Regions from separate parts of the Homo sapiens genome. Here regions 1, 2 and 4 are each linked to region 3. The links are chromatin contacts, found by Hi-C or POLR2A ChIA-PET in ENCODE. All regions are on one chromosome and are shown on one strand. The core of a region is the stretch at or near the end of the contact, and the rest is flanking DNA. Distances in the headings are between cores, read along the strand shown.

What was found. A loop is a pair of places that touch in the nucleus more often than their neighbours do. ChIA-PET counts read pairs that join two places held with the same protein, here RNA polymerase II (POLR2A). Pooled maps may share reads with other maps.
Region 1: a loop to region 3 is called in a pooled map, with 4 times the contacts of the local background. The contact joins two enhancer-like sites. A Hi-C loop is called at or near these places in 1 of 37 single-sample maps with no recorded cell type and 2 of 50 pooled maps. POLR2A ChIA-PET finds 5 or more read pairs at or near these places in 1 of 52 experiments (activated naive CD4-positive, alpha-beta T cell).
Region 2: a map with no recorded cell type shows a loop between it and region 3 (9-fold over the local background). The contact joins two enhancer-like sites. A Hi-C loop is called at or near these places in 2 of 37 single-sample maps with no recorded cell type and 2 of 50 pooled maps.
Region 4: a pooled map shows a loop between it and region 3 (9-fold over the local background). The contact joins two enhancer-like sites. A Hi-C loop is called at or near these places in 9 of 37 single-sample maps with no recorded cell type and 5 of 50 pooled maps.

Annotation. Positions count from the first base shown.
Region 1 is chr6:11,509,138-11,516,413 of GRCh38, forward strand. The region is part of intron 4 of LOC105374928 (a long non-coding RNA gene); the gene reads left to right. It also overlaps the pseudogene THAP12P5. Among named protein-coding and RNA genes, the nearest start is that of TMEM170B, 25 kb to the right of the region's middle. RefSeq lists an enhancer at 5,916-5,965. Within about 2 kb of position 5,699, at least 3 of the 41 ENCODE cell types and tissues checked have a DNase peak (open chromatin) inside an H3K27ac peak, as active enhancers do.
Region 2 is chr6:11,465,009-11,471,421 of GRCh38, forward strand. All of the region lies in intron 1 of LOC105374928 (a long non-coding RNA gene), which reads left to right. Among named protein-coding and RNA genes, the nearest start is that of TMEM170B, 70 kb to the right of the region's middle. Within about 2 kb of position 2,448, at least 2 of the 41 ENCODE cell types and tissues checked have a DNase peak (open chromatin) inside an H3K27ac peak, as active enhancers do.
Region 3 is chr6:12,352,631-12,359,972 of GRCh38, forward strand. No RefSeq gene overlaps it. Among named protein-coding and RNA genes, the nearest start is that of EDN1, 66 kb to the left of the region's middle. Within about 2 kb of position 2,046, at least 5 of the 41 ENCODE cell types and tissues checked have a DNase peak (open chromatin) inside an H3K27ac peak, as active enhancers do.
Region 4 is chr6:11,728,755-11,736,235 of GRCh38, forward strand. ADTRP (androgen dependent TFPI regulating protein) reads right to left here. Exons shown (of 6, transcript NM_032744.4): 4 at 6,814-6,929. It overlaps LOC124901258 (a long non-coding RNA gene), which reads left to right. Exons shown (of 2, transcript XR_007059452.1): 2 at 1,304-2,493. Among named protein-coding and RNA genes, the nearest start is that of ADTRP, 46 kb to the right of the region's middle. RefSeq lists enhancers at 780-949, 3,334-3,633, 3,914-4,003 and a cis regulatory region at 865. Within about 2 kb of position 3,542, at least 17 of the 41 ENCODE cell types and tissues checked have a DNase peak (open chromatin) inside an H3K27ac peak, as active enhancers do.

The sequences.
Region 1 (7,276 bases), core at 4,449-6,948, 840 kb before region 3:
ACCATTTATTCAGATGCCTAAAATAGAAATATGAGAGTCAGGGCTTTTAAAAAATAGTTTTGTAATCTGATTTAAGTCTTCAATGCTTATTGACATGTTGTTTATATTTCCTAGGATGACTGATCAAATCTTTCTAATCATTAAAAATTCAGCTTACATATTATCTCCCCTTTGGATCTTTGTAATATCAGTTAAATAGTATCACCTCTGTTCAGCTGCCATACCTTGTATATAACTCTTTTTTGTTATCATACTATATTTTAGTGATAAATTTTCATATTTCTCTCTTCTCCTACACTAACACAGTACATCTGAACTTTTGGGATGATAGAAATGTTCTATATATGTGCTGTCTACTATGGTAGTCAATAGCTACATGTGGCTATATATTGAGCATTTGAAATGTGGCTAGTGGTATTAACGTAATACCTGTCTGTCAACACAGGAACTAACTTCTTAATTTTGTTTATTTTTGCTTAATGTAAAAATAATTTTAAAATAGCTACACATGGCTAGCAACTACCGTAATGCACAGTGTAGCACTTGATTTTGAGCTCGGTGAGGGCAAATACCATATCTTACTCACTTTTATCCTATGCCTAGAACATAGCAGATCCTCAAAAAATATATGGAGAATGAGTGAATGAATGAATAAATATTTTACAGTGGTAGAATAGAGAAAAATCTACTTATCATAAGCACCAGGGAACTATTACATAGAGGTACTGTGAAAACTAATAAGCACTGATTTCTTGGTGAATAAAAACTTAATGCAAATAAGTTTCTAAAATGAAATGGAGAAGTAATTTCTATCGGGTCAACCCACTCTCAGGTAACAAAAATAAGCTCCATACAAAATATAAAATATAATTGGATTAATCTAAAGGCACTCTAGAAGACATGAAAGAAATTGGAGGTAAACTTATACTTGAAAGAAGGAAATGGCCATGTAGTTTTCCTGTTTTGATACAACATTTTGCTGGAGGGTAGGCCCTAGTTGCAGCTTTCTTGGTGGGTAAAACTCCAGTAGAAATCCAGTCTTATTGGCTTGGAGAACCACAGGACAGATTTTGGAGGCCATGGCAGCTGGAGATTGAGGGGGAAACCCACAAAAGGTAAAAGCCATGGGTGGGGCGGGGCAAGGGGGATTCTATATATGAACATGGATAAAATCTCTGGCTGACCCCTGTACTACATATGCACAGGGATAACTCCAAATAGGCCTTATGAGTCTAAAATAACTGAATTGAGTTTTCAGCTGCTCCACTCCACAAAAAACAGGATTGGAGTTTGAATTAAAGTTAAATTAATTGCCTGCTTAAAAACAAAAACAAAGAAAACAAATTCCTCAAAGGGACATAACAGATTCCAGTGTCCCTACAACACATCATTCATAATATTCATGTGATCCACAATTACTAGATTTATGAAGAAACAGAGAAATGTGATCTCAAGACAAAAGGCAAATAAGTGAAGACTGACACTGCGATGACCCAGAGGTTGGAATTAGCACATAGGGATTTTAAAACAACTATTATAACCATTCCAAGGATTTAGAGAAAAACATGCTCACAATGAATGAAAGGAGAGAAAATTTTAGCAGAGGAATCAAAACTACAAAAGAGAAACAAATGAAAATCCAAAAAATTTTTTAAAACCTGTATTTAAAATTTGCAAGATAACTTTAACAGTAGATTAAAATGAGAAAGTCAATAAATTTGAAGATAGAGCAATAGAAAGTAGCTAACCTAAAAAAAACAAGAGAAAAGATTAGAAAAAAGTAGAGTCTCAGTGATCTGTGGAAACAATGTGGAAAGGTCTAGCATATGTGTAGTTGTAGTCTCAAAAGAGGAGAGAGAGCAAAAATATTTGAGAAAATAATTGGAAAATATTTCCCAAGTTTGGTGAAAGGCATACATTTACAGATATAACTATAACAAACCCAGTGAAGCCCAAGCAGGAAAAATACAAAGAAAACCACATGTATGCACATTAGAATCAAACTTCTCAAACCATGGTTAAAGAGAATCTCTTGAAAACAACCACAGATTAACCACAGATTAACATATTCCATAATGTAGAATGATATGAAATAACAATAATTTCTTATCAGAAACAATGGACACAAGGAGACAGTGGAATGACATTTCTAAAATGGTGAAAGGAGGAAAAAAGTCAACTAAATGCAAAAAAAAACATTTGAGGATGAGGGCAAAATAAAGATTTTCAGGTAAATGAAAATAATTTTTATTAGCAGACCTACAGTACAAGAAACACAAGGGAAATTCTTTTTTTTTTTTTTTTTTTTTTTTTTGAGACAGAGTCTTGCTCTATTGCCAGGCTGGAGTGCAGTGGTGCAATCTCAGCTCATTGCAACCTCCGGCCCCTGGGTTGAAGCGATTCTCCTGCCTCAGCCTCCTGAATAGCTGGGACCACAGGTGTGAGCCACCACGTCCAGCTAACATTTGTATTTTTAGTACAGACGGGGTTTCACCATGTTGGCTAGGATGGTCTCAGATCTCTTGACATCGTGATCCGCCCACCTTGGCCTCACAAAGTGCTGGGATTACAGGCATGGGCCACAGCGCCTGGCTAGAAACACAAAGGAAGTTCTTTAGGCAAAAGGAATTAATGCCAGGTGGACACTCAGTCTTTAGAAAACAATGCAGTGCCCCAAATGATATATAGGTGGCTAAATATTAAGATTTGTCCCTTTCTCCTAATTTGTTATAAATAAACATGACTAAAGAAAAATCTATATTTGCTTTAAACCCCACATTGTATTGTGGGATTGATAACATTTTTAGATGAAGTACATATGACAACCAAAACAGAAGAAGTAAATGAACCTCTATTTTCAGAAAGATTCTGCTTTACACAAAATGGTCCAATATTAAATCTAAGTAGGCTGTGAAAAATCAAGAATGTAAACTATGACCCCTAGAGCAACCACTTGAAACAATATAAAGTTATATAACTAAAAAGCCAACAATTCATTAAAAAATAATTCTCAAAAAAATTGAATTAAACAAAAAAAATTGAGAAAGTAGTAACAGAATTTAAAAACAAAAAGCAGGCAGGACCAACAGAAAATAGTAGTAAAACTGTTGGTCTAAACTCAACTCTGTCAATAATTCAATTAAATGGAAATGAACTAAATGCTCCAATTAGAATTCATAAATTCTCAAAGGAGATAAATGAGTAAGATTCAACATAGTTTCTCCATTAGAGATGAACTTTAAATATAAAAATACAGATATGTTGAAAGCAAATGACAGGAAAAGATTTATTATGCAAACTGTAAGCCTAAGAGGGCTGGATTGGCTATATTAATATCAGATGTAATAGATGCCACAAGACAAAAAGTAAAAACAGACATACTGTAATAATGAATAAATTTGCATAAAGACACAATAATTATACATGTATATGGGCCTAATAAAACAGGTTTAGGATACGTGACATGAAAGAGTAACATAATTAAAGGGAGAAAGAGACAACTCCACAATGATAGTTGGAGATTTTTTGTGCCTATTCTGCTTATGTAATATAGTTGGAGATTTTAACATTTAATAACAGCAATTGGCAGAACAAGTAGATAAAAGATCTGAATAATGCCTTCACTCTCCTTTACCTAATTGACATTTATAGAACACTACACCCAACAATTGCGGAATAAACATTATCTTCAAGTAACATGTAATGTTTACCAAGATAAACGAAATGCTGGGCCATGAAACAAGTCTCAGCGCATTTTAAAGATTAAAATAATGCAGACAATGTTTTTGGACCACAGTGGAATTAAATTAGAAACCAAAAACAATAAGATGTCAAAGGAGGATAAAATTCACATATCTGGAAATTTAAACACATATTGTCTATAATCCATGGGTCAAAGAAAAAAGTCATAAGACATATTAAAACTATTTCAAACTGAATGATAATGAAAATATATCAAAATTTGTGGAATACAGCTAAAGTAGTGCTAAAAGAGAAATTTATACCTTTTAAATGCTTAGGATAGGAAGGAAGAAAGGTATACAATGAATGACCTTTGTTTCCACAGTAAGATCCAGAGAAAGAAGAGAAAAGTAAATCCAAAGTAAGTAGAGGGGCCGGGTGTGGTGGCTCATGCCTCTAATCCCAGCACTTTGGGAAGCCAAGGTGGGAGGATCACTTGAGGTCAGGAGTTTGAGACCAGCCTGGCCAATATGTTGAAACCCTGTCTCTACTAAAAATACAAAAATTAGCCGGGCGTGGTGGCACATGCCTGTAGTCTCAGCTACTTGGGAGGCTGAGGCAGAAGAATCTCTTGAACCTGGGGGTTGGAGGTTGCAGTGAGGTGAGATCTTGCCACTGCACTCCAGCCTGGGCTGCAGAGTGAGACTCTGCCTCAAGACAACAACAATAACAACAAAAACAAAGAAAGTAGAAGGAAGGAAACAATAAAGATATTATAAGAGGAGGAAAGTATGAAACAGAAAACAGACAAATGATAGAGGAAATTAATAGGTATAAAACATTTTGGGGTTTTTCTAGGGGAAATGACATTAAAGTTTGACATGCAGAAGAAAAGAGAAATCACCAATATCAGGAATAAGTATGTGAATATATTACAGATCCAACAAACATGAACAAGTGTATGCTAATAAATTCAACAACTTAGAAGGAATGGACATATTTTCTGAACAATACAACTTACTAAACTGACACAAGATGAAATAAAAATTCTTAACTAGTCCTATATATATAAAAGAAATTGAATTTGTTATCAAAATCTCCCTCTGAACTCTGTTAAACATTTAGGTAAGAAAAAAATAACAATTTTACACAAATGCTTTCAGAAACCCAGGAGGAAGAAACACATCCCAGTGCATTTTATGAAGTCAGCCTGATCCTGATACTAAACTTGACACAGACATTTCAAATAAAGAAAATGAAAACACGAGTCATGTTAAGTTGATTTTCTTTCCCCATCACTAACAGGAAGGCAGGAGGGCCTGAGTTTGCGGGTAGGGAGTGCGGGCTAGCTTGCTGGTAGGGCTACAACATCAAACTTGTATGCAGTTCCCAACTGCACATGGAAGAAAATGAAGCCCAATCTGGCCTTCAGGTTACTACAAGACCTTGAAAGAAGCCTGAGGTGGGTGAAGAAATGTAGAAAAATTAACTTACAAGGTAAAACACCTGATTGGCTGAGTAAACATTATTGTCAAACACTTTGAGAACTCTATGATTTATAAAACTAGTACTTACAGAAGAGTTATTTGCAATTATGCTATGCCAGCAATGGTTGATTTTACTGGTCATCTGAACAATCCACATGGTGGACATTGAAAATAAATAAGATAATTGTGATAATTAAATCAGGACACAAATGGAAAAAATGATGAAACTCCTGAATAGAAACAAACCAATAAAGAAACAACAGCAATACACAGAACTCCAATGCCGAAGAAGAAAGTGAAGAACAAAATGAAGGCATTTCACCCCTAAACTTTGAAGAGAATAAAAACAAAGATCACTTAACATTTTTATTTGAAGTTTGGTTTTTACAAAATACACCTTTGGATGAAAATGAGGCTGACCAAATCTCAAAGGGTTTCTTTTCTCCTTTTAATGTTTAAGCACTGCTGGAGTTCAGGGTACTTTCTGGTGAGGCAGTCCTGAGAAAGTTCTTTGAAACACATTATTCAGTTTGAAAACACAACAGAAACAGGTGCTTGAGATCTACAAGAGCTGCACTGGGAAGAAACGGGGAAGTGAGAGATTCACTTCTTTCCTACTGTCGCTAATATGGAGGACATAGCTGAGAAAAAGCAATCACCGGTATTGGTTAGGCTCACTGATGAATCTCAGGGCCAGAGAGAAGGATGTGGGATTTCTCCCTCCTGAAGCTGATGCAGGAAGTTTGGCTGTGAAATGTCACACTACAATAACTGAGAAGTGGGAAATGAACAAGGAATTCTGGTGTGACCTGGCTTAGATTATATCTAGTAGACTTTCTTTCAAAATGGCAATCATGGTAACTAGAACTTTAGAGAAATAATCCCAACATATCTCCACACCTTGCTCTTCCTCTGCCTTAAATATGCAGAAGTCGAAATCAGTTTTCTGTTGTGGGAGGATCATCTATTGCTTTGGGAGCAATTAAAGATGTTCTTTTTTTCTGTTGATCACAAGAGTTTTAGAGCTCAATAATATAATGTCTGTCCTCTTTCAGAACAACAAAGAAAAGGCAAATGAACTGAAGGAAATCTGCTATTCACAATGTACAGGCATGCATGATGCTTTTGAAATGTTTTTGCTAGCAATTGTTTTGTGTTTAGATGATATAAAGGTTGACACAAATGTTAGATGGAATACCTTTATAGCTGGTTGAGCTTTTGTTCTCTGTAGTGCATTAATGTTTTGATTTAATTATAAATTGTTGTTCATAAAAGTATCCTATTTTCAGAAAGACCATCTGGAAAAAATCTCCAGGGCCACACCTCTGATGTCTTCTTTGCAATAGGCAGCTTGACTGCAGCGTTGCATTGCAGAAAGAGATTGAAGATATTTACATTTATTGTAAATTTTGATTTGAGGAAGCCGCAGGGTTGACAACCATACTTGATGCTGAAATGCTGGGAAATTCCTCAAGGCTCAGCAAGATAATCTAGAATCTAAATTAACCACAGAGAATTACTATAAAGAAATAGTGCTCCACCATGAGGCACATTATCCATGACCTTAAAGACATTTTCTTAGAACAGTACCTCACAGTTCCTAAATGTTCTTAAACAGTCAAAAGCAGTTCACTGGTGGCCTCGGTCATAGAACAGCTTACACTGAACACCATGCCAATGTGTACTCAGCTGACTTATTCAATCCTGATACATTCTCTGCCAACCTTCATTGTTGGAGGTTAAGGCCAAAACGCAGAAAAAAAGACAAAGAGCTTCCACCCACCACGTATAAAACTCCCTATTTATCTCACTTAAAGTTTTTTTTTCTTACTGTCTACATGTTACTGAAGGTCCTGTGTATTCTTCCTTTTGATGAAGTTTGAGAATGAAAGCTATGAAATTGGATGAAAGTGTCTCAAACCACAACTAAGAAGCACTTCAACGGACCAGAGGTCAAGTAACTTTACACTGCTTAACATAAATGTTGATATAAAATAGGATCTTAATTTAACAGTAGACACATATATAAAAAAGCTATACATAAAGCCAGAACTTCCTACAAGTACCTAAAAACCACTGAAAATGCCTAATAGTTTTTCTTTTTATAT
Region 2 (6,413 bases), core at 1,198-3,697, 890 kb before region 3:
GGAGATGACACCATCCTGGCCAACATGGTGAAACTCTGTCTCTACTAAAAATACAAAAATTAGCTGTGCATGGTGGCTCGTGCCTATAATCCCAGCTACTCGGGAGGCTGAGGCAGGAGGATCACCTGAACCAGGGAATAGGAAGTTGCAGTGAGCTGAGATCGCGCCATTGCACTCCAGCCTGGTGACAGAGCGAGATTCCGCCTCAAAAAAACAAAAACAAAAAAACAAAACAGAAATATGTTTTCATAAAGGCATATGTTGCATAAACACTTTTTTAAATGATTGCCATTAAATATGAACACTTATACCACTTTATTTTTCTTGTGTACACGGAACTTAACATTTTAATTGCCTCCTCTCTTGTGTTCTGCCAGAATCTGTTCACAAATGCAAGAGACACGTGATGTTGGAAACCTAACAACAGGTCCTAGTAAAATCAACCTTGTATTTTCTTCAAGTGGAGAAAGAGCTTTAAATGACAAGATAGGGACTTTGTTAATGGGCTAAATCTACGTTGTCTTTTCCTTGCCCTAGAATTCCATGCCTTTGAATATTTGTCATAAGTCAGCAAGGGAAGTGCTGTCTCTCAGGCTTCACCCAAGGTCATTGTTATGTTTTAGCAGCCACATAATCAAAGTCTTGCCTTTTCTTTTTATTTTTAAAAAATAGTGTAACAATCTAATCAATAGAAAATGCTATAAGTACATTTTTTTGATAAAATAATACTCACATGGAAGCTTAGATATTATTTGTCCAGTTAGATAAGTTGATTCAATAATAACCACACTTGTTAGGATAGTGTTGCACAAGGAAAAATGTCTTCCCATTGCCCCAGTACTCTTTGCTTTGAAGATATACACAGTAAGCCACCAAAGGGCCAATGTGAGATGCACAGAAATTCAGATCTGCCACTTTTTTTTTTTGAGACGGGTTCTGGCTCTGTTCCCCCAGGCTGGAGTGCAGTGGCACAATCTCAGCTCACTGCAACCTCCACCTCCCGGGTTCAAGCAATTCTTCTGCCTCAGCCTCCTGAGTAGCTGGGATTACAGGCACGCACCACCATGCCCAGCTAATTTTTATATTTTTGGTAGAGACGGGGTTTCACCGTGTTAGCCAGGATGGTCTCTATCTCCTGAACTCGTGATCTGCCCGCCTCGGCCTCCCAAAGTGCTGGGATTACAGGCGTGAGCCACTGCGCCCAGCCCAGATCTGCCACTCTTAAAAGGAAGGTAGAGAAGAAGTTTCTTCATAGAGATTGAAGGATAGCATATATCTTTATGTGGAGACTTACATCTCCATACATGTATAGACAACAAATATTTCCATGTTGTTTCTCACTATTACCCCTCTTTTCTTTGTAATGTTTTTCTTTGAGCAAAAAGTTTAACTCTTTAATTTGTTTCCTCTGTATGATGTTTAGGGATTGATTTCCATTAAATATCAAAAGAATGGCAAGTTCAAACAAGCTTAAGAAGCTATGGAACTGTCTGTAAGATGGATTCTATTTTCCATTTGTGCACGAAATACCTTGTTATCCACATTATTTGAAGTTCTAGCCTACAGAGAGATAAGGACATTTGATTGAGTGTGAAAGGTAGGAATGGAAGTGTGGGTTGTTTAACCTTATTGGACTCTGTTGTTGATTTCCAGATGGCAAAATGCATGTCCAGCCTCCAGTGACGCTGCATGGAGGGTTGGTGCTTTACTGAATGAAAGTGTTAACTGGAAAAACTTCCCTTACCTGGAAACAGATGAAGTCCTATAACTTTTAAGACCTGGCTCTTTTTGCGTATTATGGTAGTTTGTGCTTTCTGATATCTTTTCTTTCTTTCTTTCTCTTTCTTCCTTTCTTTCTTTTTTTGAGACGGAGTCTTGCTCTGTTGCCAGGCTGGAGTGCAGTGGCATGATCTCGGCTCACTGCAACCTCTGCCTCCCAGGTTCAAGTGATTCTTCTGCCTCAGCCTCCCAAGTAGCTGGGACTACAAGAGTGTGCCACCATGCCTAGCTAATTTTTTTTGTATTTTTGGTAGACACGGGGTTTTACCATGTTGGCCAGGAGGGTGTTGATCTCTTGACCCAGTGATCCGCCGGCCTCGGCCTCCCAAAAGTGCTGGGATTACAGGCATGAGCCACCACGCCCGGCCCTGATTATCTTTTCTTGAACAATCATATCCCTTCTTTGGAGTGACTGGATGTCTGCTGTCAACATTTACATCAAATCATATTTTTCCCTTAGGCCAACCCTGCCCACAATCACTCTTGAACTATTAGGTTACTGCTATAAAACACTATTCACAAATTTTAAAAGGTAATTACTGTTTGCATCTTTAAGTTCTCAGGAACAATTTTGTTGGTTATTCTGCACCTTATAATATTAGTCTATTCCCATTTTAGAGACAAAACTAAGCATGAGATAGGATAGTGACTGGTTGAGAAGTTAGCAGTGAATTGTGGTTCAAGGTGAGAATTCACAGACTTTGGTCCACTGAGCCATGTTTCCCATGCTTACATGTCTGTGAAACAGCTGCAGCTGAAACTCTGAGAAATATTCTCTGCAAAGTGGAATATTTTAAAAGAACCAAGATCTCCTTCCCCTCTTCTCTTCATACAAGAATCTGCCCCATTTCTCATAGCTATTCACCCTCCTTGGTTTGAGCACCCTGGGACAGCAACTCATTGTAGATCCAGTATCTCCATTTGACAAAAGGTGCTTCTCCCAGTAGGGAAAGCCCCTAAAAATCTACTTCTTGGGCTTTGACATTGGCCAGTATTTTGGGACAAGGGTTTTCAGAAATAATTTTTCAAAGGGGAAATGTTGCATTCCTTAGCTAGATTATTGAACTGGAAGTTCGTGAGCCTTGTCCCTATAATTTATAAATCGGTTTAGTCCTTTGCATCTCAAGGTGTCATCTCTTTGCTTTTAACCTCTGTCATTTTTTCCTTTCTTTTCCCCTTGTTGTCTTCTTTCTCTCTGTATATGTTTCTATCATTTTTTTTCTTTATCTCATGTTTATATTTCTCTCTGGGCTGTTTTTCTATGTTTTGTCTTTGTACTTCTTTCCTTGCTCTTATTTACCTTTTGCCATAATTTCAGTGAATGTTTATTGGACACCTATTTCAAACTAAGGAGTGGGCTGAATACTAAAGAGATAGAATGAAAGTCTTTGCCCTTCAAGAAAATCAGCACTCTTGTAAAACCTGTTGCCTCTCTTAATTAACCATGATAGAAAACTGAGTTATCTTTCCTGGCTTTGTCTTATGTTTCTCACAGTTAACTGAAAAAGAGAAAGAAAATTAAATATGTTATATTTCCTATTGCAAAGAAAAAAAAGATCATCTAAGTGGGTTTGTTTTTTTACCTTTTTTTGACACCCAGTTGATTTTATATATTTTACACCAATGGGCCTTGGCTGAAAACAACATAATGAAACAGTGTATTCATCTCCACCTGATTCTTTTTCCTCTGGCATGAAAACAAAAATGTTAGGCCAGCGCGGTGTCTCATGCTTGTAATCCCAGCACTTTGGGAGGCCAAGATGGGTGGATCACATGAGGTCAGGAGTTCGAGACCAGCCTGACCAACATGATGAAACCCTGTCTCTACTGAAAATACAAAATTAGTTGCGCATGCTGGCACATGCCTGTGATCCCAGCTACCTGGGAGGCTGAAGCAGGAGAATTGCTTGAACCTGGGAGACGGAGGTTGCAGTGAGCCAAGATCGCGCCATTGCACTCCAGCCTGGGCAACAAGAGCGAGACTCTGTCTCAATTAAACAAAAACAACAAACAAACAAAATGCTAATAATATGGGTCAGGTTCTCTGAGATCCTATTGGTTCATCTCTCATCAGTAAGCAATGAAGCAGTGCCTTATGGTTGGCTTACATGCAGACACTTCCAGTCTTTCACGTAGTGAATTGCGTGAGACTAACAGTGCTCAGCCTCGGGCTTGCCTCAGAGCCACCTGGAGGGCTTGTTAAAGCACCTGTTTCTGGGCCCCACCCCTAGAGTTTCTGATTCAGCAAGTCCAGGCAGGGGCCTGAGAATCTGCATTTCTTACAACTTCCTGAGTGATGCTGATGTTGCTGCTTCTGGGACTAAATAGTTCAGAGACAATTTTGCGGGTAGGGTTTTGGTGGCAGATCTATTCACTTATCCTCATTTTTTTTTTTTGTTCAGAATAGTGAATCTTTGATGTAGCTTGAATGTTTGTCCCCTCCAAGTCTCATGTTGACATGTGATCCCCAGTGTTGCAGGTGGGGCCTGGTGGGAGGTGTTTGGGTCATGAGGTGGATTCCTCGGGACAGTTTGATGCCATTCTGACAAGATGGAGTGAGTTCTTACTCTTGGCTCCTGCAAGATCTGGTTGTTAAGTCTGCTGCCTCCTTCCCCTCTCTTTGGCCTCCTCCTCTCTTGTCCTGTGACTTATTTTCTCCCCCTTCACCTTCCACCATGAGTAGAAACTTCATGAGGACTTCACCAGAAGCTGAGCAGATGCTGGTACCGTGCTTCCTGTATAACCTGCAGAACCATGAGCCAAATAAATCTCTTTTCTTTATGAATTACCCAGCCCCAGGCATTCCATTATAGCAATGCAAATGGACTAAGACAACCTTTAAAAAAACTAATAAATAAAAATATCATTTAATACACTATTCTTTATTTTCCTATGAGTGAAGAGCATAAACATTATTCTCAAGAGTCTCAGAACTTCCAGCCTTGGCCAAGATACAAAGGGCAGGGGACCCTTCTTTAGATGCTACTTGGTGTTTGCACACCTCTCTCAGCTGTGTCAGACATTGCTAAGGAGCTTTGTAGTCAACTCTGGCAATATTGTTTTTTTAAGCCAAGGAGCAAAAACATGAGCATGGCTCAATATTAAATGTTGACTTTAAAGTCCTCCTGCTCTTACTGTTTTTGTAATTTAAAGAAATCTAATCCCTTCATATGGCCCTGCTGTGCCTCTCCCTGGCATCATATTTGTTTGGGCTTTGGAGTCAACATTAATACAATGATTTAAAGGAAAAAGAAAACAGCAACCTTAAAAGCCGGGGTTTCTTTTAGACCCAGGCCATGGACAGGCCAACCGTATGGGTGTGGATGTAGGACATCTGCATGTTTCTGCGAAGAGCACATGTGTGAGGGAGAAATGGGGAGCACTGGGGCCACCCAACTTATGAAACAGAGAAAGGCTTTACTGCTTAAAAACCTTAAGGATCAGGTCGGCAGGTGGCTTGGGTGACACAGGAAAGAATTTGGGGATTTAAAAAACCTACAAATGATGTTTATTTTTTATTTTTATTTTTTGAGGTAGAATTTTGCTGTTTTGCCCAGGCTGGAGTGAAGTGGTATCATCTTGGCTCACTGCAACCTCCGCCCACCCAGGTTCAAGCTATTCTCCTGCCTCAGCCTTCTGAGTAGCTGGGATTATAGGCACCCACTGCCACACCTGGCTAATTTTTGTATTTTTAGTAGAGACGGGGTTTCACCACGTTGGCCAGGCTGGTCTCGAACTCCTGACCTCAGGTGATTCACCCGCCTCAGCTTCCCAAAGTACTAGGATTACAGGTGTAAGCCACTGCACACGGCCTACAAATGATGTTTAAATGTTATTTAATACATTGAAGTCTCCAAGAAGACAGTTTTATTAACTCTCTGATTTTCAATTCACTCCAGTAATAGTGAACTTTTGCTTCTCAAATGAGAACCTTCTTAATTTTCTGAGACTAACTCTAAGCTCTAACTCTAAGCTGTTATAATATTTTTCTTTTTCCTTTTTTTTTTTTTTTTTCTTGAGACGGAGTCTCACTATGTTGCCCAGGCTGGAGTGCAGTGGCATGATCTTGGCTCACTGCAACCTCTGCCTCCCAGGTTTGAGTGATTCTCCTGCCTCAGCCTCCTGAGTAGCTGGGATTACAGACGCACACCACCACGCCCGGCTAATTTTTGTATTATTAGTTGAGGCAGGGTTTCACCATGTTGGGCAGGCTGGTCTCGAACTGACCTCGTGATCCACCCGCCTCAGGCTCCCAAAGTGCTGGGATTACAGGCATGAGCCACCGCGCCAATATTTTTCATTTGAACCATAAAAAAAATTCACTGTGAGTACTGAAAGTATTTTTTACTTACAAATATCATACTATTTTTTGTTTTTGTCTTTTTTAAAGACAGTGTGTCACTGTACCCTGCCCATGCTATCTTTTAAATTTATTCAGCAGACTCAACCTTTGGGCCCCAATGTAATGGCGTAGAGAACATTTCATATCAACTCATTCATCTTGTCTGTCCATTTGTTCTTGGCCTTGGTAGAACTGGAAAACTTCTGACACATAGACCTGACTGGGAGGGGGGAAATTTTAATGTTACAACCGAAGAACCACAGGAAGGGATATCCCAACTCTATTCCCATGG
Region 3 (7,342 bases), core at 796-3,295:
GCATGGCTACAGAGGCCTCAGGAAACTTACAATCATGGTGGACGGTGAAGGGTGAAAGGGAAGCCACAATGTCCTACATGGCTGGAGCAGGAGGAAGAGAGTGAAGGAGGAAGTGCTACACACTTTTAAATGACCAGATCTTGTGAGAACTCACTCACTATCATGAGAACAGCAAAGGGGAAATCACCCCCACAATTCAATCACCTCTCATCAGGCCCCTCCTCCAATACTGGGGATTAAAATTCATCATTAGATTTGGGTGGGGACACAGATCCAAACCATAGCACCATATGTTCTCATTATTTATCTCCCACATGTAAGTGAGAATATTCGGTATTGGGTTTTCAGTTCCTGTGTTAGATTGCTAAGGATAATGGCCTCCAGCTTCATCCATGTTCCTGCAAAGGACATGATTTCACTCTTTTTGTGGCTGCATAGTATTCCATGGTGTATATGTACCACATTTTTGTTATCCAGCCTACCATTGATGGGCATTTAGGTTGATTCCATGTCTTTGCTATTGTAAATAGTACTGCGATGAACATATGCATGCATGTGTCTTTATGGTAGAATGACTTATATTCCTTTGGGTATATACCCAGTAATGGGATTTCTGGGTTGAATGGTAGTTTTGTTTTTTGTTTTTTGAGGAATTGCCACAATGTTTCCCACAACATTGGACTAATTTAAACTACCACCAGCAGTGTATAAGAGTTCCCTTTTCTCTGCAACGTTGCCGGCATCTGTTATTTTTTGACTTTTTAGTAATAGCCATTCTGATTGGTGTTAGATGGTATTTCATTGTGGTTTTTGATTTGGATTTTTCTAATTATTAGTGATAATTAACATTTTTCCATATGCTTATTGGCTGCATGTACGTCTTCTTTTGAAAAGTGTCTGTTCGCATTCTTTGTCCACTTTTATGTTTGGTTTTTTGTTTTTGTTTTTTGTTTTTGGTCTTGCTCTGACACCCAGGTTGGAGTGCAGTGATGCGATCTCGGCTCACTGTAACCTCTGCTTCCCGGGTTGAAGCGATTCTCCTGCCTCATCCTCCTGAGTAGCTGGGATTACAGGTGTGCCACATGCCTGGCTAATTTTTTTGTATTTTTAGCAGACACAGGGTTTTACCATGTTGCCCAGGCTGGTCTCAAACTCCTGGCCTCATGTGATCTACCTGCCTCGGCCTCTCAAAGTGCTGGGATTACAGGTGTGAGCCATCGTGCCTGTCCCTTTGTCCACTTTTTAATGTGGTTGTGCAACATTTCTTGGGGCCAGTTCCAACTTCAGTTATGCAGCCTTTGGCTCAAGAGCCTTCACAGGATTTCCTTTGGCATTTGCTGCATTTTTGCCAATTCCCACAATATTGTTTGAACTGTAACAGTTTTTCCTTGTTTCTTTCTTTTTTCACCAACTGGGATCTAAGATTGACTTACAGAAGCAAGGTATGTCTGAAACGATTAATATTTCTCTAAGTCTCTATGTGCATCAAGATTTGTAACCTATTGTGAACTTGTGTAACAACCATTTAATCAGTGCAATTGATCAAAGTAGCTTTCTACACAAAAGTGGGTACCTGGCTATCATGTAATCATGAAAAAGCAACAACTCTGAATTTTATTATATTATATTTATGTGCTCCATTTATTATGGTGTTGCCCTCCAAAATGAAATTACATACCCAAATTAAAAATGCACTAAAATATTTTAGTGACAAGAAAATATTTTTCTTTTTTAATATCTGCAGAATGGGCACAAACATATTATACTGGGAATATTTCATTTCATTTTTAAAAAATCATAGAGGCAACATTATGCATTTAGACTCATATTGCAAAGAGCATTATTATTTGCTCTATTTTGACTCCTTTATATTTTCCTTTCTTTTTAAAAGAATATGCGTGTGTGTGTGTGTTTGTGTTGTTTTACTGTCTGGAAGATGACAAACTGTATACTTTAGTGACATAAATTACCTGAACAATTTACTGTAGATGCTCCTGGCAGAAAAGGCCACGTCACTCTTGTGTTTCCTTCTTTGCTGCTGTGAGAACGCTATGTTCCCTGGAGAGCCTGGTGAGGCCTGTCTGGGCTAAATTCTTTTCACATGCATGGTTCACTGCTTGAATACCCAAGAGGCAGAGCTTACTCTCTCACTCTCTGTCTGAGAATGGGTTTACCATTCTTGTGATTGCCCCTTGCATTCTGCTTTTCTGCCTCCAGTAATGTTTGGTATTTGATAATTTAGGGAAAAAGGACCACCAGCTATGCACTTGGACAATTATGAAATAAATGCTGTTTAGGGCATGCAAAGGTTTTATAAATTCTAGCCGGTGATCAGCTCCCAACCCAACGAATGCATTTCAATTGTGTTTATCTTTGCTTGCATATCTAGAAACAAGACATAAACACAGTTATCAACCATTTGGCACCTTTTAAATGGACACAATCATCCACTGTCTAACTTGTAGTGCTATTAAAGTTTGATGTGCAGTTGTAAGAAGCTCTGTTGTCTTCCTTTAATGGCACCAAATCAGGTACAGTCAAATGTTTGCAGACAAGATGCCAGCCAAACCTTAAAGCTGCAAAGGCTCAATCTACCTGGCCAGAAAGTGGTGGCCCCACCCGTTTCTCTATATGCATCCTAATTGTCTCTTTCATAAGTCTCCTGGAGGGCATGTGTATGAATACATTAAACATGTCTAGAAGATAATAAGTGGGGTTTAAGTAGTCTCAACTTTAGCCTTTTTGACTCAAAATATCCCAGACCTGGCAATGGAATGAGCGGGATTATCTGCCTTTTTGTTTCACGGCAGTCCAGTCATTCTGAATGTTACCTTTGGTGTTGCTCAAACACCAGGCATTTCACATGCCCTCAGCTAACAGAATAGCTGAGTATGACTGTCAGTTTCTCCCTTAGGTGGTCACTCAGTCCCAAATTTCCCATTTCTATGACTAATACCAGCATATTTAATATGACGTTGAACACCTTGACCTCCTTTATCTTCTCTTTCTCATGTTCATTACTACCATTACTAATTGTACCTGCTTACTACCACCCACAATTTGGTACATGTCTGGATTGGGAAAGCAGCCTCCTAATCATTTCTGTACATCCAGCTTTCCTCTCTGCTTTCTGCACAGCTGCCAGAACAAGCTCCTGCATATGCTGTTTGTAGCACATCCAGCGATTCATTACCAAAAACTAGAGCCTATTACTTAAGGTCTCCAACAACTGGTTTTCTTTTTAACTTCTCTCTTTCCCCTGTTATTTTCTCCTTTCTGTATCCAACTCAGTGTGCTTTCACCTCACTTCATAAGTGTTGCAAGATGTTTGCCCTTACATTTTTGCATGAATCTTTGCACCAGTCTGGGTGTTCGCTTGTCTTTTCTCTCTGCATCTCTCAAGACCTGAGCTCATCATCCACGAAACCACTCTCCTTTAATTAGGCTACCATTCTGATTACTTCTTCATTTTGCTTTCCTTGTCCCCTGTAAGTTTTTAGTCTATTGAAATTTGAGTCAAAATTAAGTAATTTTGAACCCAACGATGTTTTGTTTTATAATTATTCACAGCATGCTTCCAGTGCATTTGGAATGTACCTCAACCAAACTTTGGAATATACCTCCACCATATACATGATTAAAAACTTCTTAAAGTCACAGAATATGTCATCTACTGTTTTTTATACTACCCATATACCATGCTTCTATTCAGCCTTCGTGCAACAAATGCTCATGAGCATATAGGGGCTGCAGATACAGCAGGAGTGAGAAAGATAGGACTAGTTCTTGCCCTCAAGAGCTAGTGGGGAGTGGGCTCATCCAATTAATATCTCTGAGACACAAAGGGAATATTAGGCATGTGATTTCCAAAGGAACAAAAAGAGCATGTGCGATAACTTCACAAGCAGGAGCCAAAACAAATTCTGCATCATACCTAATGGCAAGAGAAATGAGAAAATTGCATCCAAGTATTTATTTTGAACAGCTGTGGGATGCAACAGTACAATTAGAAAATCACATGTCAGGCACTGGACACAGGCATCTGCCAGATTCTGTTGTCCTCCTATAGCCTCTCAAAATAGTAGGACCAGCGTCTGAGGGGTGTGGGGGCTGAAAATACTCTACATTTTGATCTGGGTTGTGGCTACATGGGTGTGTATATATGCAAAAAGTCAAGCCAGGTGCGATGGCATAAACCTGTAGTTCCAGCTAGGTTGCCCAGGCCGGTCTTGAACTCTTGGGCTCAAGGATCCCTTGAGGATCACTTCAGCCCAAGCGTTCAAGACCGGCCTGGGCAACATAGTAAGACCTCATCTCAAAAACAAGCAATCAAACAAATTCATCAAACTGTACCAATGTTATACCTCAACAAAAACTTTTTTAGGTTGAAAAAAAATGGTAAGAAGGGAAAAAAGCACACACTTTGCTTTGGCCATGCCTTCTTATTTATTTTTATTTTTATTTTGTGGGCATGAAGTGAGCATGAAGCCATCTGAATGAATTCTTGTCTCCTCCTGGGCATGTGAGCCTTGGGGTGAGTCAGCGAGTCTTAGAATGCTGAAGGGTTGGTATAAAGCAACCTTCAACCTGAAGAACAATAAACTCTGGCTATACCTTAGAACCACTTGGATGGAGCATCTCAAAAGAAATACCATTGCGTGATCCCCCATCCTCAGAGATCAGATTCAGCTGGTCTGGGATGGGGCCCTGTATCAGTATTTAGAAAAGATGCCACAGGTGTTTTTAATATGCAGTGAGAAATCCAAACCCCTAGTGAGCTCCATTCCCTCTATATAGAGTTAAGGAAATGGAACGTCACAATGGTTAAGTGATTTGCCGACGGCGATGCCGCTGGGTGCTCATCTCACCGTCTAGGGAGGATGTCCAGTCTACCCATGCCTGGAAGAACCACTGGCCTGACGTTACAAAAGAGGAAGTGATCCAAGCCTAGAATCAAATTCAGATGTTCTGATTCTTAACCTCTAGTTTGTTTCACTTCATCTCCCTCAAACGGAGGCATTATTATTGCTAAGAGATTTTGAAATAAAAATTGCAGCTATTGCTTTAAGCTAACTTTGAACTTGTTAAAGCAAGCCCACTGACTGGAAACATTAGAAAGAAACCAGGAGGGTGAAATTTACTCTTTCTGTTTTGTTTTGTTTTGCTTGAGACAAAGTCTCCCTCTATTGCCCAGGCTGGGACCCCAGGCATGTGATGCACCACCACATCTGGCTTTTTTTGTTTGTTTGTTTGTTTTTTAAGACAGAGTCTCACTTTGTCACCCAGGCTGAAGTGCAGTGGTACAATCTCAGCTCACTGCAACCTCCAACTCCCGGTTCAAGTGGTTCTCATGCCTCAGCCTCCTGAGTAGCTGGGATTACAGGCATGTACCACCACGACCAACTAATTTTTTCTATTTTTAGTAGAGATGGGGTTTCACTATGTTGGCCAGGCTGGTCGCAAACTCCTGTCCGCAAGTGATCTGCCTGCCTTGGCCCCCCAAATTGCTGGGATTACAAGTGTGAGCCACTGCACCTGGCTTAAAAAAAGAATTTGTAGAGACGGGATCTCACTATATTGCCCAGGCTGGTCTCAAACTCCTGGGCTCAAGTGATCCTCCCACCTTGGCCTCCCAAATTGTTGGGATTATGGACATGAGCCACCGCACCTGGCCAGTTTTTTCTTGATATGAATAAACAATGTTGATGACCCTCCCGGGCCCTATTCCCCATTCCCTTCTTCCCCAGTCTGTCCCTGTCTCCCCGTTGAGAAAATCTGTCACTTGGGTTAATACTTCTGACTCAACAGACTTCATGGCATCGCTCTGGCGCACTTCCACATTAAAATTTATAATAATTCAAGATTCCAGAAAAATGAGCAAAAAATTAGTCAGAAAAAGACTAGTGAAGAAACTGATGTATCTTAAAACATCCATTTGAGAAAAGGCTTCATCAGATCTTTGCAAGCTGGCTTAAGACTTTAAGACCGCTAGGCAATATACGCACTGCCCAATTGACTTGCCCTTAGGCCTCTCTGTAATGATAACTTGAAACCTATGTGCAACTTGTAAGACATTGAATAAATGTCTGTTTTAATGGCCTCTTTTCTGTCCACAGGAAATTTATTAGTGAGATCACCATTTAGAAGCAAATGTAAACAACCTTCTCAGAAATCTCTCAACCAAATGCACTGAACATAGCTCATTTGCTTACTGCTTTTTATCATTTTCTTTTTTTTTTTTTGAGATAATCAGGGACATTTCTGCATTCATATGTGATGACTTTTTAAAAAATATCACTTTGGGTCTGGAGAGTCATATAAGTTTTAGCTGGATGATCATTCTGTTTTTAAAAAAAGGACACAGTATATTCACATAAAAAAAGGAAAGTACATCTATAAGGTTCCGTGTCAATATGGTTGGATAATAGTACATAGATAAGAGATTCGTTTAGACTAGACCTAACCTTATTTCAGGGTTGGCCAACATGGGAATTAAGTTACAGTAGAGCCCTGGTGCTGAATAATACTCCAAATACAGCTCTGGTCTGTTGTAGAGAAGCGATACCATGGAGAATATTTCTCTATGTGCCCTCATCCTTCCTTTCTGACTTAGAGGAACAGTTGTTTCACTTTCCTTTCCAAAGCTAGACTTCTCATTTTTATTCTCTATCCTCTTGCCATCCTGCCTCCTCCAGGAACTTGTTATCTCATTCATCTCCTTTCTTTATCCTCTTCAATTTTTTTACCTCCGTTGAGGCTTTAATCTCTGCTGAAGACCTGAACAATCTACTTTTCTTTGAAGAAAAAGAAAACAAACAGAAACACATACCAAATTGATAAGCTGATGGGTGATCGTGGTGACCCTTCAAGCTTTCATTCATTTAATCCCTTTCATTTGATCCCAAATATCTAAACCAACTTGTCCAAGCTCTCTGAGTTCTCCACATCCTTTCCTATCAGTGACTGCTCTTTTCTTAAAATTCTCTTTTCTCTTAGTCTCTGGATCATGTCACAATTCTGGTTCTCATCCTTCCCTTGACTACTTTACATTTTCTTTATTGGCATTTTCTTCTCTTCCCACCTCCTAAATGCAAAGATCACTCTTTTGTCTCTTTTAATAGAGATGAGCTCTCACTCTGTCATCCAGGCTGTAATGCAGTGGCACAATCAGAGCTCATTGCAGCCTTGGACTCCTGGGCTCAAGCGATCCTCTTGCCTCAGCCTCTGGAGTAACTGGGACTATAGGCACATGCCACATGCTAGCTAAGTTTTCTTTTAATTTGTAGAGATGAGATCTCACTCTATTGCCCAGTCTAGTCTCAAAATCTTGGCCTTAAGCGAT
Region 4 (7,481 bases), core at 2,292-4,791, 620 kb before region 3:
ATTTTGAAATGAATGGCTGTGTTGGGTGGCTCTGTAGGACACTGCTATGGACGGCTCTCAGTCGCCTGACTCACCAAGACCACCACAGGCTCTGGAAATTTGGAAATGTACCCAGTGGCCTTTCAAGTTTTGGTTAATCTCACTTTACTAATACTTTGAAGAGGCCAATGACGTTGCCCCTCAGTTCAAAGAGCAATTTCACATCTTTCTTGAGCCATCTGCTACGTGAACCTCTGTGAGTTGGACTGGGTGGGCACCAAATGGCAGCCAAAAATTAATCTTTTAGGGTCTCCTTATCCTAAATCTTAGAGCATTATAATGGCTGTCAAGAAATTCATAACTTCTGCGTCTTATCAGTAGAGAAATACCGACGTCTGTGGGTGGCAGATAAACAGATAACGGAGTTTTGTGGGCTTTGGGCATATAATTCTTTCTTTCGGTGTTAACCCTCAGGTCACGTCTTTCCAGCCCAGGAGAATAAATCAAACAGAAAGAGTCAGGAGAAACTGCAAGGCTAGAGTGTTAGTCAAATAGTTTACCTAGATGTTGAGGTGTCGGCAGTGATGAGAGTCATTGGGGTGGCAACCTCATCACGGCATTTAGAGCTGTTGCCCAACCCCTCCCTGAGACACCCCCTTCCAGTTTGAAGCCTCTCTGCCTTCAGGGCCCATGGTTTTCTAACTTCCTGCCCTTCTACTACCTGGTAATTCCTTGCTACCTTTGCTGCTCCTTCCCCCTCCTGTCCCTGAGAGGAGGGCCTTTCCCTGGTGTTTGCTTCTTACTTATCTTCCCTCTCTCCTCTCTCTCTTTCCAGCAATCTTGTCACTCCACGAGGGTTCAACTAGCTGCATCTCCTCAGCCCCATCTTTCTTGAGACTGCAGGGTCTGAATTTCTGAATGGAAATTCCTCCAGGCAGGTGATTCTCAATCTTGTCTCAAAATTAGAATTGACTTGAGGGCCTTAAAAATTCCAATGCTGAGGGCATATCCTGAACCAATTAAACCAGAGTATTTTTGAAATGAGACCTAGATATGGGATATTAAACTGACTGTTTTACTTATACCCAAGACGATTACTTTCACAATTCATTTTCATCTATCAATGGAATCACCATTTTTCTTGTCTACTAACTTAAAATTTTTAGAATTATCCTAATTTTTCCTTTTCATTTGTGTGGTACATGTCAATCAATCCATAAAACCTATTCTGTTGTTTCAACAATGTGTCTCAGGCATGTCTCTCATTTCTGATTCTACAGTTTTACTCTCTTCATGCCGTTATTATTTCTGATTTCTGTTACAGGCATTTTGGTTGAATAAGAACTAAGGTTTGAACAGGAAAGATGAGAAGAGCAGGAGATGAGATACCCTCTCCTCTCCTAGTCCTCCACCTCCATCCCTCTTCAGTTTGGATCCTGGCTGGGCTGGACCCCGCATGTTGACAACAAGGATGTGTTGTGTGGCATCTTTTTAATTAATTTTCATATATGAATTTACAGGTAGGGTAAGGATTTCTTCTGTGGAAAATGGTGCTGAGATTCCAATCCCTGCTGAGTTGAGGTTATAAAGCTATGGTTGACCTGGATGATCTCAGTTGAAGGTCATATTTTGGAAACGGTAACAGTGGCTCTGGTAGGGAGTTCACAACATGGTTGGTTCTGAGCAGGACCAACCATGTGTTAGGGAAAATATTTATTCAATAGAAAAATGAATAAAAACCAGAAAGAGAAGAAGAGAATTGCTGATTCTGGAAATGGCAAGGTGGCTGGTCCTGGAACTCAGCTTAGTCCACCCCTTGGCAGTTTTTAATGTATTCTCAGGGTAAGATGTGTACATGTATTTGTAAATGAGGCATGAATTTAAAGAACTGTTACTTCTGGGAACCCAGGAAGCTTTGCTGAGGGATCTTACCCTGGAGAGCACAGTATAAAAGAAAGTAATTCTCTCTCTTGCCTCATAGCAACTACTTTGGGGAAGGGACTTTACAAACATCTGCCCCAAGGCTGGGTGACAGCTGCATATCTGTGCAGTGTTTGTACGGGGCATGCAATACTTTACACACTAGCAGGGACACCTGCAGCATCAGTAGGTTTCTGGTCTACCAAGAGCAGTGTGATGATGCACTCCAGGCCAGCTGGGGTGGTTGCTGTGGCGAGTAACATTGTTAATTCTACCAACACAGGGGGCTGATGGGTAAATGACACTGTTGGCATCAGCAGTGGGCATGGTGTGCTAACCCTTAACACTGTGCCAGGTGGGGATGTTGGACCCAGTGGGGATTACAGTTTTGCTATCTGTGTGTAAGAACAATGCTCAGAACAGTGTGCAGCATGGGTTGTGCAGTGCACGACAGGGGCATGTGTGAGCACTCAGCAGATTATTGGAACTCCTTGGAAAACTGGACCAAGACCTCCAAGGCAGAAGGGTGCTTGGGGATATCACTGGAACTGTGAAATAACCATACATAAAAACTAAGACATTGTGATCAAAGTACATAATGTGCTGGCTAGTTTTTATTTTTATATTGGTTTATATTTTATTTTGTTTCCCATCTCTTGTCACTCCAACTTATTTGAAGCACTATTGTCAAGAATGACATTTTAAAGCATAATTTGCTGGCCAAGTTACAAATACTGCTCACCCTTGCTTCCACTCCAAACAAACAAACAAACAACAGCAACAACAAATGCTCCCATTTTCTATACTATGTCCAACATCCTCTAGTCTGCCATCTGCAAGCCTTCATGAGTGGGTAGTTCCAGGGATATTTCTCATTAGTCTCTTTCACAAACAGGTCCAGCAAAGAGAATTACTGACCCTTGCTCTCACGCTTTCTGCACTCTCCTGGCCTTGGGACTGTGCTCCTTTTGTTTACCTTCTCTCATTTTTTCTAGCTCCAATCCTGCCGGTCCTTCAGGGCTCAGATCCAATGCATGCCTTCCACAGTGCCCTTCCCACACCGCTCAGCTGGATGCAAACTCTTCCTTTTCTGTGGCTCCTTGTGTTTTTTTTATGAGGTTTTACCACTTTCCATCTTCTGCACTTATAATTTGTATGCATGGGTCATCTCCACTTATTAAGGATAAACCCCCTGCAGGCTGAAGCTTGGCCTGATATAACATTGCTTTTCTGGGCAGGACCAACCATGTGTTAGGGAAAATATTTATTCAATAAAAGAAAGAATAAAAACCAGCAGAAGGAACATTTCTATTTTTTTGCTCCTCACCACTGCCTCAGGGAGAACTAGGTGAGGTGTTTTGGGGTAGGAGAGAAGGGAGAAATAAGTGAGCTACCATATTTAAAGGTGACTAATGCTTTCCAAAGGAAATGAAAGCTTTGCAGTCATTACTATTTTGCAAAGCTTTATTTTCCCACTTAGGGGAGAGCTCTTCAATTTTGCAATCTGAAAAATAACTAAAAGCAACCACCACATGTAAGGCGGTCCCCACGGTCTCAGGAACTATTTTTAGGTCATTTGAACATGGTTTCGGCGGTGAAATGCTTCTCCAGCTCAGCTTCAGTGCCGTTTTCCTGACTCATGTTCGTTTCTCACGCTCCCTCTGGCCCGAGCCCATGCTCTTTACCTCATTCGTGTTATGCCATTTCCCCATTTGACTGTCCAAACTGGCACATCTGACAGTGGGCCCATAGCCACTTCCCTAAAACGTCTCCATGGGTGTCTGCAGTTTGTAGAACTTCATGGCCATCTGTGGCTGTGAGGAGCCAGGGGCCCTGGAAACTGCGTAAGGGTGGGGTTGGCAGGCACCAAAGAGTCTGAGCTCCTCTAACCAGGGCGTGAGCAGAAATAGAGATGCTTCCATCAACAGGATCACATCAAACACCCTCCTTTAAGTGTCTATATTTGATTTGTTCTAGCAAAAATGGGGCTTAGTGGACCAAATACCAACTTAGCATTTTTCATGAAGGACGAAATCCCAAACCACCTCAGCTCCCCACTGGGCACTGGGGCTCACCCAGTCACGTTCCTGCTGGTGACAGGTCTCCATCCCTTCCCTCCACTCCCTTCATTACCAGTACTTTAATGTCTAATCCAAGCACATAGAGCTGGGAACAACACGTGAAAGATTTCAAAGTGCAGAGCTAGGTCAAGCTTTGTGCATGCCCATCCATCCAGCATTTAGCTGAATGGTTTTGCACACACTGGGAATTGAACAAATACCTGGCCATGTAAACACAGTGGAAAGACAACTGGATTTGGAGAGAGGAGACCTCAGTTTTAGTTGGCTCAAGTACCAGCTTTGCATCTCTACCCCACCTCTGCCATATGACCATGGGCATGTCATCTACCCTACTGGAGATTTAGTTTTCCAATGCTAAGTCATCTCTAAGTCACCTCCCATTGTTCACACTCTCTGATTTTATTTGTGGATTGACTGATGTTATCATCAGTTGGCTAACATCAACTCCCCTGAGTTACCAGCAATGCCACCAACTGGTCTACCTGTCTTGTTCCTCTTCAGTCTAATGTCCACACTTCAGCCAGAATCATCTTTCTAATCAGCTTTCTTACATAAACCACATCATTTCATTCCTCTGATTATAACACTTTTCTACAGAAAAGCACTTGGTTTAAAAGTCCAAACGCACTAATGTGGATTTACGACCTGGCTTTACCCTGTCCTCCAATTCAGCCATACCCTCAGCTCCTCCAGCCCTTTGCAGATGCTGTTTTTTCTGCCTGAAGGTCTTTTCCATGTCTCTTTTGACCTATTCTTATTCATTCCTTGGGCCTCAGCTTAGACAGTGCTTCCCTTTAAGAAGCCAGTCCTGCACATCTCTCTGTGTGCCCATAGCATCCTGGGCTTATGCCTATTACAGTCCTATCACCCTGTCTCCCACTGTCTGTTATGCTCCTCTTTCCCGGACAGCCTCTAAAGGTAGCAGGTTTCCTGAACTTCACTGTATCCTCCATATTTTAGCACAGTGCCTGGCGCTGGTGAACCACTGAATGGATAACGATGCACTTGTACCTGGCTCCCATCCTGTGGCATTTCTTTCTCCAACATCCTAATTACCTGCATCATGGGGACACCCGCCCAGGTACTGACAAACCAACCTCCTGGCCTCTACTACTCATTTTTATAGCCACTACAATTTTCCCCAATAACAGCAGTGGCCTTAGGTGCTTTTCATCTTCTTCATCCCCAAAAAGGAAAAGAAAAACAAGGGTCAGATATGTGAACTGAAAATCAACTTACAAGTCCTTAGGTAGAAGACATTAGTAAGTAAAAGGTAATAACATATATATGAACTACCAGATTTACACTTGGCAATAAAAGAGTAAGTTAAAGACCACCAAAAAAAATACAGCATACAAATTCATGTGTATAATCAGCTAGATTCCACTTTGCTTCTCTTCAACACATGCAAGAACAACAACAACAAAATCTTTATGTGTCTATACTCTTACCCCAATCCAGGTCCCAGATACTCTGTCTTTAGGGATATATTCCTTTGTATTAAGCCAGATATGGCAAACACATAGCATATATCTTACCACTGTCCATTGTCATGCTATTGAAAGTCATTGCCAAATAATCACACAACTTTTTCTTGGTAATGCCTCAGAATCCTTTTCAACAGAGTGCTCCAGACATCAACTATCAGTAGGACCCAAGCTTAAGCCTCGTTCTCTGAAATTCCCTTTGTTAAAATGTAAAGGCTTCAGAGGCTGAAGAACAATATAGAGCACTGGAGTCTGGGGGTAGATTTATTGAGCAAGTGCTTTCTTTAAGATGGGAGAAGAAAGATTTGGGTACTCAGGGAAAGAGGGGCACAGAAAGGTGGGAGGGGTAGACACCACAAAAGGGAAGGAAGGGCTAGGGAGAAAACAGCAGATGAGGTCTGGGCACCAAGTTTATTTGCTCTAAGACAGAGGCTGGTCGAGTCCATAAAACAGGCACTGCTAGAGCCCATGTTCTTTGGAATGCACTCTCTCTCTCTCTCTCTGCGCTTCCATCCCTGACAGAGCACTGAACTGAACTAAACTTCCCCGCATATAGGGATCGGAGGGTTGTCCAGATTGTCACACATGAATAGCTTGTGTGAGTCTAGAGAAGGAACACTGATTAGCTTCCAATCTGCAGGTCTTGTGTTCAGCAAGCCTCTTTCTTTCAGAAGGAACAAAAGCATGGTGCTAGATGAGAAGGTTATAGAATGGAAGAAAAGTTTCCCACTCACTGGGTGAAAGGCCAAGCACGTTCCCTTGATTATAGACTATTGGGCAGCGTTTCTGAAAATGAGTATTGCCAGGTGGTTGAATGACGAAATCTAGGCCAGCTACAGAAATCATCTCCCATGCAATTGCCCAAATGCCTTCTAGGAGCTCTGATGCCAGCTGCTGATGCAAATAAGCCCATAATGAAACAGGCAACAGGAGTGGACAAACCTAGCATGCTCTGCCCACTAAATGACTTTTCAGGTAGAATGTAGTTAGATGCCTCAGATCCCTCAGCCATTCAAGCATGTTCATTGAAGATAGAACCAAGGAGCAACATTTTCTTGGGAAAGCAAGATGAGTGGCTTTGCAATGATTAATTCTTCACGAGAGAGAGAGGGGAAGTTGTGACTTGCTGTGTATGTGTGTGCACACCTGCATGTTTCTGTGCTTGGGAGGTTTCCATGAGCATTAAAATCAAACAATAAGAATGCTTCTTACCTGGAAATGTAAACATGATTAAATCCTTATTAAACCAAGATAAAGGGATTCTGACAGAACAGTACACATTTCTGGAACTTCCCTCAGGGTCTTGAACGACAAGCCTAAGTTGACTTTCTCCATGTAATTCTTACCGGCTGATGTAAGCAATGCTGGCAGCAGCCAGCAAGGTGAGTCCTGTCTTCTTTGATGGATAGGAGTGAGGCCTGAGGACGACTTCAGCCAATGTGATGGGGAATATGAAAGTGTGCTGCAGGAGAGAAAATGGCAAATCAGAATGGCAGGGTGTCCAGGGTGCCTACAGTGCCCATAATTCTCTGTTCCCCTTCCAGTCTACCTCTTACACACTGCTAGATGAAGCTTTCCAGGTCATGCTCCCTAGATGCCCAAGGACCTACCGTGGCTCCCTCTTACCTACCACATTAGTCCAAACTCCTCTGTCTGGCTACCAAGGACTTTGCAATGTGTCTCACCCTCTCTCTGGTCCTGCTTATTGCCCACTGCTCCCCTCTCCCTACTTTTTTTTGGCGGGGGTGGGGGGTGGAGATGCAGTCTTGCTCTGTCACTCACCCAGGCTGGAGTGCAGTGCCACGATCTTGGCTCACTGCAGCCTCTGCCTCCCGGGTTCAAGCAATTCTCCTGCCTCAGCCTCCTGAGTAGCTGGGATTACAGGCATGTGCTACCAAGCCCGGCTAATTCCTGACCTCAAGTGATCTGCCCGCCTTGGCCTCCCAAAGTGCTGGCTTGGCGGCTTGGCGTAAGTCACCGTGCCTGGCCCTCTCCTAAAACACACACACACACA